Linked DNA regions of Homo sapiens: region 2 is linked to region 1. Evidence: chromatin loops called from intact Hi-C (ENCODE). Cell type or tissue: PC-9. All regions are shown on one strand.

Region 1 (8,000 bases):
CTCTGACCTCAAGTGATCTGCCCGCCTTGGCCTCACGAAGTCCTGGGATTATAGGTGTAAGCCACCATACCCAGCCTGAAAGTATATTTTTGCATATCCTTCTTTGCCTAACTATTCGGTTTTTGTCTTCCCTACAATAACTTAAATATAAGGAGTTGTCTTGTTTGTCCCTGGATTTCTAGTGCTCTGAATAGAACCTAGCATCTAGTACATGTTCCATGTCTCTCTGTTGAATAAATGAATGATCAACCATACATCCAACTTTGTATATAGTACCTTTGAAATGGTATCATTTTTCTTCAGATTTTAATTCCCAAAGAAAGGGAAAGAGTCAAGCAAAAAATCTCCCTGATATAGAAAAGATCACAAATCATCCCTATCTGAGCAGAGACCAAGTCTACAAGTAGTTCACAAATTGTCTGGGTTTTGGTCAATTTATTTTTTTTTAATTATACTTTAAGTTCTGGGATACATGTGCAGAATGTGCAGGTTTGTTACATAGGTATACATGTGCTATGGTGGTTTGCTGCACCTATCAACCCATCATCTACATTAGGTATTTCTCGTAATGCTATCCCTTCCCTATTCTCCTGCCCCCTACAGGCCCCGGTGTGTGATGTTGCCCTCCCTATGACCAGTGGGGTGTTAAAGTCTCCCACTATTATTGTGTGGGAGTCTAAGTCTCTCTTTATAGGTCTCTAAGAACTTGCTTTATGAATCTGGGTGCTCCTGTATTGGGTGCATATATATTTAGGATAGTTAGCTCTTCCTGTTGTGTTAATCCCTTTACCATTATGTAATGCCCTTCTTTGTCTTTTTTGATCTTTGTTGGTTTAAAGTCTGTTTTATCAGAGACAAGGATTGCAACCCCTGTTCTTTTTTTTTTTTTTTTTTTTTTTTTTTTTTTTTTTTGCTTTCCATTTGCTTGATAAATAGTCCTTCATCCCTTTATTTTGAGCCCATGTGTGTCTTTCCACATGAGATGGGTCTCCTGAATACAGGACACAGATGGGTCTTGACTCTTTATCCAATTTGCCAGTCTGTGTCTTTTAATTGGAACATTTAGCCTGTTTACATTTAAGTTTAATATTGTTACGTGTGAATTTGGTCCTGTCATTGTGATGCTAGCTGGTTATTTTGCCTGTTAGTTGATGCAGTTTCTTCATAGTGTCGATGGTCTTTATAATTTGGTATGTTTTTGTTATGGCTGGTACCAGTTTTTCCTTTCTATATTTAGTGCTTCCTTCAGGAGCTCTTGTAAGGCAGGCCTGGTGGTGACAAAATCCCTCAGCATTTGCTTGTCTGTAAAGGATTTTATTTCTCCTTAGCTTATGAAGCTTAGTTTGGCTGGATATGGAATTCTGGGTTGAAAATTCTTTTCTTTAAGAATGTTGAATATTGGCCCCCACTATTTTCTGGCTTGTAGGGTTTCTGCTGAGAGATCCTCTGTTAGTCTGATGGGCTTCCCTTTGTAGGTAACCCGACCTTTCTTTCTGGCTGCTCTTAACATTTTTTCCTTCATTTCAACCTTGGTGAATCTGATGATTATGTGTCTTGGGGTTGCTCTTCTCAAGGAGTATCTTTGTGGTGTTCTCTGTATTTCCAGAATTTGAATGTTGACCTGTCTTGCTAGGTTGGGGAAGTTCTCCTGGATAATATCCTGGAGAATGTTTTCCAACTTGGTTCCATTCTCCCTGTCACTTTTAGATACACCAATCAAACGTAGGTTTGGTCTTTTCACATAGTCCCATGTTTCTTGGAGGCTTTGTTCATTCCTTTTTGTTCTTTTTTCTCTTGTCTTCATGCTTTATTTCATTAAGTTGATCTTCAATCTTTGATATCCTTTCTTCGACTTGATTGATTCGACTATTGACACTTGTGTATGCTTCACGAAGTTTTCGTGCTGTGTTTTTTAGCTCCATCAGGTCATCTATGTTCTTCTCTAAACTGGTTATTCTAGTTAGCAATTCCTCTAACCTTTTTTCAAGGTTCTTAGCTTCCCTTCATTGGGTTAGATAGAACATGCTCCTTTAGCTGGGAGTAGTTTGTTATTATCCACCTTCTGAAGCCTACTTCTGTCAATTCATCAAACTCATTTGCCGTCCAGTTGTGTTCCCTTGCTGGCGAGGAGTTGTGATCCTTTGGAGGAGAACAGGTGTTCTGGTTTTTGGAATTTTCAGCCTTTTGATGCTGATTTTTTTTCCTCACCTTCGTGGATTTATCTACCTTTGGTCTTTGATGTTGGTGACCTTCAAATGGGGTTTTGGTGTGGACATCGTTTTTGTTGATGTTGACGCTATTCCTTTCTGTTTGTTAGTTTCCCTACTAACAGGCCCCTCTGCTGCAGGTCTGCTGAAGTTTTCTGGAGGTCAATTCCAGACCCTGTTTGTCTGCATGTTACCAGCAGAGGCTGCAGAACAGCAAAGATTGCTGCCTGTTCCTTCCTCTGGAAGCTTCGTCACAGAGGGGAAGCTGCCAGATGCCAGCCAGACCTCTCCTGTATGAGGTATCTTTTGACCTCTGCTGGGAGGTGTCTCCCAGTCAGGAGGCATAGGGGTCAGGGACCCACTTGAGGAGGCAGTCTGTCCCTTAGCAGAGCTTGAGTGCTGTGCTGGGAGATCCGCTGCTCTCTTCAGAACTGGTAGGCAGGAATGTTTAAGTCTGCTGAAGCTGCTCCCACAGCCACCTCTTCCCCCTGTTGCTCTATCCCAGGGAGATGGGAGTTTTATCTGTAAGCTCCTGACTGGGGCTGCTGCCTTTCTTTCAGAGATGCCCTGCCCAGAGAGGAGGAATCTAGAGAGGCAGTCTGGCTACAGCAACTTTGTGGTGCTGAGGTGGGCTCCACCCAGTCCAAACTTCCTGGTGGCTTTGTTTACGCTGTGAGGGGAAAGCTGCCTACTCAAGCCTCAGTAATGGTGGATGCCCCTCCCCACACCAAGCTCGACTGTCCCAGATAGACTTCAGACTGTGTGCTGGCAGTGAGAATTCCAACCAGTGGATTTTAGCATTCCAGGTACCACTAGGGTATGAGAAAAAAGTCCTGCAGCTAGCTGGGTGTCTGCCCAAATGGCCACCCAGTTTTGTGCTTGAAACCCAGGGCCCTGGTGGTGTAGGCACCCAAGGGAATCTCCTGGTCTGTGGGTTGTGAAGACCATGGGAAAAGTGTAGTATCTGGGCCGGAGTGTGCTGTACCTCACGGCACAGTCCCTCAGGGCTTCCCTTGGCTAGGGGAGGGAGTTCCCAACCCCTTGCACTTCCCGGGTGAAGCAACGCCCAACCGTGCTTTGGTTTCCCCTCCATGGGCTGCACCCACTGTCTAACCAGTCCCAGTGAGATGAGCCAGGTACTTCAGTTGGAAATGCAGAAGTCACCTGCCTTCTGCATTGATCTCTCCAGGAGCTGCAGACTGGAGCTGTTCCTATTCTGCCATCTTGCCAGCCACACTGTCAATTCATTTTGTAAAAGTCACCTCCTGAATGTGTAGGTTTTTGCAGTCACTGGATCAGCCATGCAGTCAATGCAATTCAGCCTCAGAAGGGGTAGAGATTGAGTGTTTTTAAACTTTTTTTTTTTTTACCTTCCCAACATGGGCAGTGTTTACTTTGAACAATTTCCAACACAGAAACCACAATTTATGAAAAGCTCTGAGGCATTAACCTTGTTGCATCCCCTTTCTTGCTGTCTGATTTTCTTTTCACCTTCAAGTACTTAAAAAGCACATTTGCCCTTGTTACTAGAAAAACTAATGTTGGGCAATTGATTAGAATCTTTACTAATCTTCGTGTTTCCTGAATTCATATTAACAAAAGAGTGAAAAACCAACGGCCTCATTTGAGGTCATTCCAAATAAAGCCTCATCTTCATCTTCCCATTTGAGCACTCAGTTTAAGAGCAAAACTCATCACGGAGCAGAAAAAAGGGCAAGTTTTAGCTGTTAAGCTTCAGGCTGACTTGATCCGAAATAAATGCTTTGTAATCTCTCTTTAAACAAAAGCTTTAGCTTCTGTAATCCTCTTCTTTATCATTCCTATGGAGCCTCCTGAGGCTGAAACTGCTGTTCACGTCATTTTTATAAACAGCCTAGATCTCTGCCCACAAATTGCATTCCAAGGGTGATGGCAGTGGTGTCAACTTAGCTCAAGGCGCAAGTGTCATGAGTCATGTTTCCCTCCCTTTGGAGACACCTGCCCAAGCAAATCCCAAGCATCCTCTGCTTGTTTTCTCATTGCACAGACGTCCTGTTACTGAGCATCCATTCAGCCAAGAGCCCTAGCTCATTAAAGCATGACTAAGAGACTATTGTGTCTGTCTGCACCTTCTGTTCTTGAAAAGCCTTCCATTTGGTGTGTAAATACTCACTGTGACACATTGCATTCAGGGCTCCATCCAAAGCCTGGTGCCTTTGACAGGGTCCTTCAGTGCCTGTAAATTTCCACTGCCTTTCCTAAAGGAAACAGCAAGGAGGCTTAGGGTCCATGACATCAAACTGATGGTCTTAGGAATGATGATCTAACCAGAATTGAAATGGCTTACACTGGCTGAGTCACCATGGACTTTCAAACAGGTATCTGAAGATACATGTTGATAAAAACCTTCATGTGGAGGCAATGAAAAGCTATACTTCAAATAAATGGCAAAAAATAAAAATAAAAACATAGCTCTGTGCATAAATATTAGAGAGAACATGCACCATTTGCTGCACCTCTTATAGCAGAGCCATGTGTGCTCCTGCCTGAGTGCAACACACATACACCATACACATAAGGACCCTTTCCCAATAGCTACCCTTCTACCTTCTCACAAGCTCAACTTCTAGCTATTTGTATGAGAAAAACAATCTCTGGGTAAATCCTCATAAGACTGACTTGGACTTAGAACTTGGGTCAGACTCATTGCCAAAGTAGAAGCCATAGCTGGGAATAAAGAGATCTGGATTCTTAAGTAGTGCCTAGTTAATGAAAGGGGCATGGGCTATTGAATTAAACAGACCTTGATTTAAATCCCCCATATGTTATTTATTAATTGTGTTAATAAGCAAGTACCTTAAAGTGTGAGTCTCACTTTCCTCTTATATATAAGGCTTCCTGAAAGCATTAACAGTGATGTATATGAACTGGCCAATACAAAGTAAGACCTCAATAAATGGTGGGCACCTTCTTTTATATGCCAGCTTGTATTCTTATTGGACAAGGTATGCAACCTCTTTGGGCCCCAATTTCTTTCTGAAAGAATCAATTCTAGTGCTCAAAGATTCAGAACTTAGTGCTTACACTTTGGGAAGGAGGACTGATGTAAAGAATCAGGATTTTCTGGACAAGTTGATGAATCTCCTCCCTCTCTTTGGTGTCCCTGAATGAGTGATAGATGGATAAAAGTCCAGTGTCCACATATGCACAGATGCTAATAAAATGAGGTGGAATGATGGTAAGGCCTTAAAGTAGAAAGTATGAAACCTCCACTCTTGTCTTGGCTTTCTCTCTTTCCCTTGCTTACTCACTCTATCTCCTTCTCTCTCTCCCTTTCTCCAAATGTCAAATGTAATCTCTGCCTTAAATTTTGTAAAATCATCAACACCCTTGTAAAACAACATACAAACATAAGTTATTATTATTAACTATGTAATCATTGTTGCAGACATACTTTTAAGTCAGTGTCTCCAATCTTCCTTGGCTGTAAACTACATTCAACTCTGTATTTTCCTAGAAAGAGGTACTTGAAGAAAAGATAATGCTCTTAGAGGGCGTTATTTAGCAAATACAGGGTAAAGGAATCATGTATTTTTTGCATTTGGGGAGTTTTCTGAAAGTTCTCTTTTCCACACCCATACTTGATTTGTATTAGACAATTTCATCTCTTACTCAGAAAAAAGGCAGGGTTTCACACTCTGCCTAATGTTGTAAAAGTTTCAAAAAAGCTTTAAAAAATGAGAGTAATTTTGTGAAGATTTTCTTGACTGCTGTTAGAAAAATTAACTTCCTACAAAGGAAACAAATGCAGCTGTACCCAAAATGGCATCATTTTAAAAACTGTGCATGTACAGGGACTCTCTTGATCCCTTATAATAGGTAAAGGATAATAGAATTGAAATGGGATTAATCAGTGTGTATATGTGTATTCTGTTTTGAGTTTATCCACTGGTATTTTTCACTTTCTTTTTTTAAGGTTATCAATCTGTCCTAAAATTGCCTTCAAAAGACATGAATTTGTCTGGCTCAAACATTGGAATTTTCATTCTTTCTCCTACTGATTTTAGTAACTACGGTAACAAACTGATGTCTTTGGCTGCCTTCAGTTCCTCACCTTATGGATATTTCCAAAAAAGGTGCTAACTTTGAGTTAGCAAGGTGCATCTCTAGAGCAACTCTGATAGTAACTAATCATGGAGTAATATCCACTAATATTCCATATTCTATTGGTTAGAAGCAAGTCCCAGGTCCCACTCATGACAGGAGGCAGGGGGTATGAGGGTGGAGTCCACCTTAGAATCTGTCCATCACAATTAGTATAGAAGGCAAAATCTTGGATGGGGTTAAAGGACCCTTCAGGAGCAATCAATACCCTTCAGGAAGGTAAGATTTGAGGTGGTGATAGAGATAATAATGTGGCCAGTCCAGGGATGCTCATACCTGGAACATCATTAAACCCATATTTTAAAAGTATTTGCTCCTTGTTTATCTAGAGAAGAAATGAAGACATTTGAGGGAAGAAAAGAAGAAAAAAAGAATGCTGAAAACAGTAGTCTAGTTTGGATATTTACTAATTTAAATAAATCCTTGCATTTAACTTCCACCTTCTAAAGAAGTAGGTCTAGTGATCATCTGCTGTTACTCAGCTATATTCTCCATGGCCTCCCCATCCTAACCCAGAAGCAGACTATAACATTATTCCTTTTAACTACAAATAATACTCATTCTAAGAGAAATTTTGGTAAATTTAATTTTCTCTCTTTCCATTTCCAGTGATACTACAGCATTGTCTAACCTATCAATTTCTAAGTAAGAGACTATATCCTTAATTGGGCTATGCTTTTATATTCATATGGCAGTCTTTAAACTCAGCAGTGTGAAAGAATTAAGGTGGGTAGTAGCCTTAAATACTATTAGTTTTTTGGTTTTTTTTTTTTTAAACACCACCTAAGACAACTTTTAGCTCCATAGGTCTAGGCTGTTTCAGTGACCCAGAAATCATGCCAAAAGAGTATTAGCTTCATTGTTAATATAGTCATAATAGTTTCCTACTTGTCTCAAATTTAAAACTACCAAGAATTTCCTTTGGTTACAAAACAAATAAATATCCCCTCATCGATATGCATAATATTGTAAAATTATAGTGTGAAAATTATCAACTTGTCTTACTTCATGGCAACAACTTTTTATGGCTCTTTCCTGGGGTTCCCACACAGGCTCTGGTTCCTGGGTCATTTCTCTCCTCCCATATAATTACCATTCCATAAGAGGGGATTATACTCACCCCTCCTTTGACTCCTTACCCTACTGCTATGTGGTATCAGCTTTAGATATTGTTGAAAAATGTTGTGATTTCAATCACAACGTTCTGATAATGACAATTTTATTAGTATGCTAAGACTTCCAGAACAATATACCGCAGACTGGGTAGCTCAAACAATAGAAATATATTTCTCACAGTTCTTGAGGCTGGAAGTCCAGGGTCAAGGTAATAACAAGTTTGGTTTCTCTTGAGACCGCTCTCGTTGGCGAGCAGATGGCCACTATCTTGCTGCGTCCTCACATGGTCTTTCACTTGTATGAGTGCACCACTAATGTCTTTCTCTCTTCTTATGAGAACACCAATCCCACTGGATCAGGGGCCCATCCTTATAATCTCATTTAACTTTCATCACCTCTTTAAAGGTCTTCAAATACAGTCATATTGGGAATTAAGCCTTCAACATATGAATTTGGTGGAAGGGGCACAGTTCAGCCCATAACAACCATCTTGCTAACAAATTTGGTAACAATTATTCAGGCTTTACTTGAATA
Region 2 (8,000 bases), 140 kb before region 1:
CCAGCTCTGACTGTAAACAGTGGAATAATCAGTTTTAATTCTTTACCACTGAACTTTCTCTGGCACCAGATTCATGTAAGTATAATTCAGAAATGTAAAGTGGATAACAGCTTATTGTCCAAGGCTCCCAGGGACCAAAAAAGAAGGTGCAAAAACAAATGCTTAAAAGTAACTAAGTAACTCTGACCTGTAGCGCTGAAGTTAATTCCCTTTCTACATCATTTCCATAATATCTCCATACCCAAATGGTATCCCAAAATACATTAAGGAATTAACTAAGAAGTTGCATGGAAAATAATAGCAGCGGTAAAGTGCAATTAATGCCATAGGCAGGAAAGGCAAATACACTGATTTAGCTGAGATTTGACACAACTTTGGAATTCAACTTGGCAAAGCAAGAGGGGACATCGGAAAAGCCATACCTTGCTAAGGGAGAAAGCGGCTTTCTATTCTGAAGCGACTATATATGTGCAGTCATAGAAGGCCCAATCCACGGGAGAAATGAGCAGGGAAGTTTATGGGAAGAATCCAATGCAAGAAGGCATTTACTTGCAGCTAAAGCGCTGATCTTGAGGGGTTGAGGAAGACAGAAACCTTTTTTAATGACAAGGAAACAAAAGCAGAAATAATACTTTTTAAATTATTTTTAAAATCTTACTTGTGATGCATACTTAATGTCCCATAGTTGTGTGGGCTTTTCTCCAGAAGTACAGCTTCACAAAGGGTTATTTATTTATTTACTTTATTATACTTTGAATTCTGGGATACATGTGCAGAATGTGCAAGTTTGTTACATAGGTATACATGTGCCATGGTGGTTTGCTGTACCCATCAACCCGTCATCTACATTGGGTATTTCTCCTAATGCTATCCCTCCCCTTGCCCCCAACCCCTGACAGGCCCTGGTGTGTGATGTTTCTCTCCCTGTGTCCGTGTGTTCTCATTGTTCAATTCCCACTTATGAGTGAGAACATGCAGTGTTTGGTTTTCTGTTCCTATGTTAGCTTGCTGAGAATGATGTTTTCCAGCTTCATCCATGGTTATTTTGAGAAAAGTTTAGAGTAAAATGAAGGATAGACAAAGGCCCTCTGTGGTCAGAGTTTGTGCTCTGAAAGGGGGTCCCTTTCTCCATGGTGCTAGGTAGTCATGGTGATGCACAGACAAAACAGAAATGATCTCCTTGTTTTCTTCAACAAAGTTCCAATTACTCCCAGTATCTTCAAAATGGGTGAGAATGAACCTCTGTGAGTGCAACATGCTCCATGGTTTGTGTTTATTTACTTTATTTTTGCTGTAAGGTTGCAGGCTCCTTTGTAGTCTACAAACACCTTGAGAACAGGGATGGTCTTTACTCATCATTGTTCTTATTCCTCAGCTCAAGGCCTGGACACATACCAGGCATTTAATAAAGTGAGTTCTGTTAACCTAATCTTTAAATGTTGATATTGCTTTCTTTTCAGGAGATAAACTTATTTAGGTCACACACATACACACACACCACATGCATTCACACTCCAGAAAACTAAATCTGACACATACACACACACAAAGAACAACTGATGTAAAAAATAATAATGGTAAATTGAAGGCAATAAAACATTCATTTTTATACTAAAATTAAAAAATAAGATACAAAGAAAGCTGAGCATAGAAGATTGACATATACAGAAGCTATAGGAAAACAGACCCACAAAGCATTATTTCATATCTCCATGCAGTGATTTTTTTTTTCTCTAACTTGGGGAATGAGGTAGAATTTCTATTGCCCCCCACTTTCTGTTGGCTGCTGATGGTTACATTTCCTCTTCTGAGAGTCTCACATATTGACCATAGATGTTGTTGTCACTAAATAAACCACATGCATCATTAATTAAATACGAATTAGTAAAAAAGGAAAGAGGTATAGTGGGTTGAATAATTTTTCCCTAAATTTATGTACATCTGTGTCTTGGTTCATTTGAGCTGCTATAACAAAAATACCATAGACTAGGTAATTTATAAACAAGAGAAAATTTATTGCTAATAGTTTCTGGAGGCTGCAAGTTCAAGATGACTTCCTATTCAGCGTTTGGCAGGGGTCTACTCACTGCTTCATTGATGGTGCCTTCTTGCTGTGTCCTCACACGGAAGAAAGGTTGACCAAGGTCTCTGAAGCCTCTTTATAGGGCAGTAATCCAATTCATGGGGAATCTGTCCTCATGGCTTAATCACCCCCACCTCCACCCCGACCCAAAAGAAAAGCTGCATCTCTTAATACTCTCACATTGGGGATCAAGTTTGAACATATGGGCTGGGCGTGGTGGCTCATGCCTGTAATCCCAGCACTTTGGGTGTGCTGAGGTGGGAGGATCACCTGAGGTCAGGAGTTTGAGACCAGCCTGGCCAACATGGTGAAACCCCATCTCTACTAAAAATACAAAAAATAGCTGGGCGTGGTGGCACACGCCTGTAATCCCAGCTACCAAAGAGGCTGAGGCAGGAGAACCACTTGAACCCTGGAGGTGGAGGTTGCAGAGAGCCGTGATGGTGCCACTGCACTCCAGCCTGGGTAACAGAGCAAGACTGTGTCAAAAAAAAAAAAAAAACAGTTTGAGCATATGAATTTTGGGGGTATACAAACATTCAGACCATTCCAACCTGGAACATCAGAATGTGACCTTACTTGAAAACAGAATCTTTGTAGATATATTTGGGATATAAAAAGGATTCTGGAATAAAACCACCCTGGATTTACGGTGCACACAAAAATCTAATGCCAGGTGTCCGTATGAGAAGATGGAAAAATACAAAGACACAGGGGATAAGGCCATTTGTAAACTCTAGCAGAGACTGGAGTTATGCTGCCACAGACCAAGAAATGCCAAGACCCATCAGAAGCTGAAAGAGGCAAGGAAGGATTGCAGCTTTCCAAGGAAGGGTGTCCCTACTAACACACCTTGATTTTGGACTTCTGACCTTCACAACAGTGAGAGAATACATTCTTGTTGTTTAAGCCACCCAGTTTGTGGTACTTTGTTATGGTGGCCTCAGGAAACTAATACAGGAGGTTTTCTGTTTAGCATATTATAGGATATTGACTTGAGTAGGAGCTCAGATTCCACAGAGAGATAGTTGGATGAGGTCTATGTATTAACACCATATTGAATACAAACTCTGTAAGTGGGAAGCATTGTTTCCAGGAAGAGCAAATACCACATTCCAACCATATTTATGGTTGTTGAGTCAGGGAGATTCCTGTCAACACTACCTTATCAGCAACTGTCTGGCTGAGAGTAAGAATAAACTTTTGCCTCTTTTATATACAGATTTTATGTAGTTAATTAAATAAATGTTAATAAAAACCATATTAAAGCAATTTCTAAAAATATCTTTTTTAGCCACTTTTTTTTAGGTCTTCAATAGAATAATGAAATCCGTGAAAAATCCTCAGGTCTTCAGGGTTTCATCTTGATATCTTATCATTCTGTCAAACTATAGGCTGAGGGAGAAACATTCTGCAGCTTCCCTTAGAAGACCTGCTTTCAATCTATCTTTCCACAGAGGCATTTTTCAGGATTCCTGTGTCTAGATTTCACCCTGGGAAAACCAGGGATAAAACCATCAGTCACATTAATTGCGGCCCAGGGAATGTTCAGCTGGCACATGTGACTAGACCAGTGGTAGAAGGCATGCAGGACTTAGGATTTTACATTTCTTTACATTTGGCCTTTACATTTCTTGTTACAGACATTGTTTATTAATGTCATTTCACACAGGAAAAAAATGAAGATCAGGATATTTAAGTGAATTGCTCAAGATTACACAGCTAGTAAATGACAGACTCAAGTCCTGAGCCCGACATAGTCTTGCCCCAGGGCTGTGCGCCATGTTGCTTTTCTCAAAATGTGCTTAAGCCTATTTGCTTGATCACCCTCCTTCTTGAGCTCTAGAAGGGCAAACACCATCTGTCTGTTGAAAACAAAATGAGAGTGCCTATTTTTTGCCAGACACTGTGAGAGTAAACAGTGGTTTATAATCCAAGCTCAAACAGTGTATTGGCTGAGTAAAATTTAATAATTACTTTACATCATTTAGATAGTCTGGTTGGATGATTGGCAGTAATTTTCCTATGTTTTTCACTCTTTTGAGGAACAGGCTGGCCCTGGGAGACGGGATGGAGTGAGGAGGAAGAAAAGGCCGCATAGCTTTTACAAATCTTATCAAAGTCAAAGGTCTTATGGACATACCTTTGCAATATGGAAGTGACTTAAGTGTTATGTGTTTCCACGCACTCTTCTTTTAGTAATTTTTCCATGGGAAAACAAACCCATGACTCAGTACAATTTGAGAAAGTAAATCACCTAAAATTTCACAACAGAACTCCCCCCAAATGGTGGTGGGAAGCCACCGTTAGAAATAAATTTCGGTCTACTATTTTTTAACTAATTTTTTAAATAGTGGTAACATACACATAAAACTTACTATCTTAACCATTTTTGAGTGTGCAGTTCAATAGTGTTAAGTGAATTTCCATTGTTGTGTAATCAATGTCCAGAACTTTCCCATCTGTCACAACTGAAACTCTATCCCCATTAACTCCTCATTTTCCCCTTTCCTCAGCTCCTGGCAAACATAATTCTACTTTCCATTTCTATGAATTTTATTACTTTAGACACTTCATATAAGTGGGCTTATAGTATTTGTCTTTTTGTGGCTTATTTCATTTATCAGGCCTGCAAGATGTATCCACGTTGTAGTATTGTGTCAGAGTCTCATTCCCATTTAAGGCTGAATAATATTCATATATATATATGTATATATATATATACAAATTATTTTTCCATTCATGTGTAGATGAACACTTGGGTAGTTTCTAATCTTGGCTATCGTAAATAATGCTGTTATGAACATAGGTGTACACTCTACCTACTACTTTTTATCACAATTTAAACTCTTCCATTTTGAGAAAAGTTGTAAATTAACAGAATATGTTTTATTTAGAAATTTAATCATCATTTTTCTTCTCAGATATAACAAGAACAACACAAAGAAAGTATTTTTTCTTTGAAGTTCATAAAGTGCCATTGCATAATTTATTTTTACATAAAAATACTTTCTGGGTTGAGCACAGTGGCTCATACCTATAATCCCAACACTTTGGGAGACTGAGGTGGGAAGATCAGTTGAGGCCAAGAGTTCAAGACCAACCTGGGCGAGAGAGTGAGACCCTGTCTCTACAAAAACTTTAAAAAATTAACCAGGCATGGTGGTGGATGCCTGTAGACCTAGCTACTCAGGAGGCAGAGGTTTGAGGCCAGGAGTTCAAGGCTGCAGTGAGCTGTAATCACGCCAGTGCACTCCAGCCTGGGCAACAGAGTAAGACCTTGTCTCAAGAAGAAGAAAAAGAGAAGGAAGGAAGGAAGGAAAGAAGGAAGGAAAAAGAAAGAAAGAAAGAAAGAAACGAAAGAAAGAAGGAAAGAAAGAAAGAAAAGAAAAAAGAAATAGAAAGAAAAGAAGAAAGAAAAGAAAAAAGAAATAGAAAAGAAGAAAGAAAGAGGAAGGAAGGAAGAAAGAAAAAGCAAAGAAACAGAGAAAGAAAGAAGAAAGAAACAAACAAAGAAAGAAAGAAGAAAGAAAGAAAGAAAGAAAGAAAGAAAGAAAGAAAGAAAGAAAGGAAGAAAGAAAGAAAGAAAGAGAAGAAACTTCAGAGTACATTGCTGCTTTGAATTGAGTTGTGCATTAGGAAGCATCAGTCTCCCAGGGAGGAACAGAGAGCTGATAAGGTAGCATGCATTCTCCCAAATCTGTCCCACCCAGAGAATAATGCTCTAGATTTTTCTGACATGTTTCTGGAGGGTGATAATGCTAAAAGTCCCTTGCAGAATCATTTCCCATTACTAAATTCACCTGCTTTATTACGTCTCAGGAATGAATTTTTTCAATTAAGTCTTCCCCTTGTTTTTGTTGTGTTGTAACTACTTTACGATGACTGCCCTACTTAGGGATGGTATCTTAGGCCATTTGGGCTGTTACAAACATTTTTGTTACAAAAATACCATAAGCAGGATAGCTTATAAACAACATAAATTTATTTCTTACAGTACTAGAGGCTCGGAAAGTTGAGATTAAGTCACTGTCAGAATCGGTATCTGGTGAGGCTCAGTTTTCTGGTTCACAGACAGTGACTGTCTTCTCGCTGTGTCTTCTCTTACAATGGCTTTCCCTTGCAGTGGATCTCTCTTGCATCTCTTTAATAAAAGCACTAATCTGATTCACCGATTCATGAATCACGAATCACTTTTGAAAGATCCCGTCTCCTAATACCATCATATTGGGAATTGGAATTTCAACATAGGAATTTGGGGGGAATATTAGTCTATTGTTGATGGTTTGATGACCTAATTCTCATGGTGGTTTTAACCCATGCTCTGTTTTAATAAAAATAAAATGTTGTAAAATTATATAATTTTTTCTGACAGATAACTCCACCCTTTCCTCATACTTTATCCTCTTTAAAATCACTATATATTTAGAAGATGGTTTATTTTCTAGGCATTTCTGCAAACTGATTAGGTCGAACTTTTATTTTTCTTTGACCAAATATTATATTTATTATCAAATATATGCATTCTACTTTGATCCTCCTGATCCTCCCTCCATTACCCCCAAAAAACCTTTTAAGGATCATATCATTTTAATTAGGAAGTTCTTCGGCTACATTCAAAATATGATTTTTCTTTATAAAATTGGACTAATAACTCCAATTTGTGCAGACCACATCTGAAGAATGTTACAAACGTGTGTGAACTCTGTAAGGCTCCCAGTCCAACTTTTTTTTTTTTTGAGTCGGAGTTTCGCTCCTGTGGCCCAGGCTGGAGTGCAGTGGTGTGATCTCGGCTAACTGCAACCTCCGCCTCCTGGGTTCAAGTGATTCTCCTACCTCAGACTCCCGAGTAGCTGGGATTACAGGCATGCACCACCACGCCCAGCTAATTTTTGTATTTTTAGTACAGGGGGGTTTCACCATGTTGGCCAGGATGGTCTCAATCTCTTGACCTCATGATCCACCCACCTTGGCCTCCCAAAGTGCTGGGATTACTGGCATGAGCCACTGCACCTGGCCCCAGTCCAACTTTTATGTCTCCATTTTCATCTTTCCTAATCCAGCCTTATACTGGAAGCTTCTTCGGACTAAGCCAAGTAAACCTTAGGTCTTCATGTTCATATGGGGACCTTAATATTGATACGGGGCTTGTACACTTTAAAATATTTCCACATATGTTAAGCTTGTGGTGATCCTCTGAGGCATGACAGATACTATTTTCCTTGTTTCATAGAAGAGAAAATTTGAGGTTCCCTGGCTTCCAGTCTGGCACTCTTCCTGCTATTCCATGCTGTGTTCTCTGATTGAAAAATAGTAAGTCTTTGGTATTCCCCAGCTTGGTCAAATCTGTTTAAAGATCACTTAGCCCACTTTTTTCTGAGTCCATATGAACCAAGTGATCCTTTAATCTGCCTTATTGAGTAAATGCACCCTTCCTGAAGTAAGTGAGTGCCCTACAGAGTTAGGTGCCAAGCTGAGCTGCAGTCATGGGTTATTTACTGCCAATTTGGCATCACCAACACTCCCTTCTAAGGGTTCCTCTGTCTTTTGAGAAGCTGGGAGCTATATTTGCAGAATGCCTTTCCCCATATGTTTACAGATTGGTTGACCAAGAAGTCCCTTCTTGCTGAAGATTTGGAAGGCTGAAACGAACAACAGGCTAGAGGTGGTTATAGGCAGAAATGTGGACAGCTGTGAGATTCTAAGAGGCTCCACCAGAAAGCCATGTCCTTCATCATTGCAGACTGTGATGGTTGAAGAGAAATGTCTAGAAGTTCAAGAACAATGGACAATGAACAGAGAACTGTTCAGCTGGGAGCTGAGGCTGAGGCTGTCCACCATGGCTTCATTGACCTCAGCTTCCTCCAGTTGTCCAATGGTTGTGTAGGCTTCTTGACATCTGCATTAAACCTTTTTA

Evidence for each region. A loop is a pair of places that touch in the nucleus more often than their neighbours do. Peaks named below come from ENCODE experiments on the same cell type or tissue, not always from the same donor. Only the 100,000 strongest peaks of a DNase experiment are listed, where the experiment ranks them.
Region 2: a loop joins it to region 1, with 3 times the contacts of the local background. A loop is called at or near these places in 5 of 110 quality-filtered maps.

What each region holds. Positions count from the first base shown.
Region 1 is chr2:138,068,260-138,076,259 of GRCh38, forward strand. No RefSeq gene overlaps it. Among named protein-coding and RNA genes, the nearest start is that of LINC01832, 30 kb to the right of the region's middle. RefSeq lists an enhancer at 3,811-4,312. In PC-9, no CTCF peak of the experiment used is centred here; DNase peaks (open chromatin) are centred at 3,622 and 4,182; H3K4me3 peaks cover 378 bases; H3K27ac peaks cover 638 bases.
Region 2 is chr2:137,925,815-137,933,814 of GRCh38, forward strand. It overlaps LOC101928273 (a long non-coding RNA gene), which reads right to left and starts at 2,118. Exons shown (of 3, transcript NR_120402.1): 1 at 2,088-2,118; 2 at 423-594. In PC-9, no CTCF peak of the experiment used is centred here; a DNase peak (open chromatin) is centred at 3,177.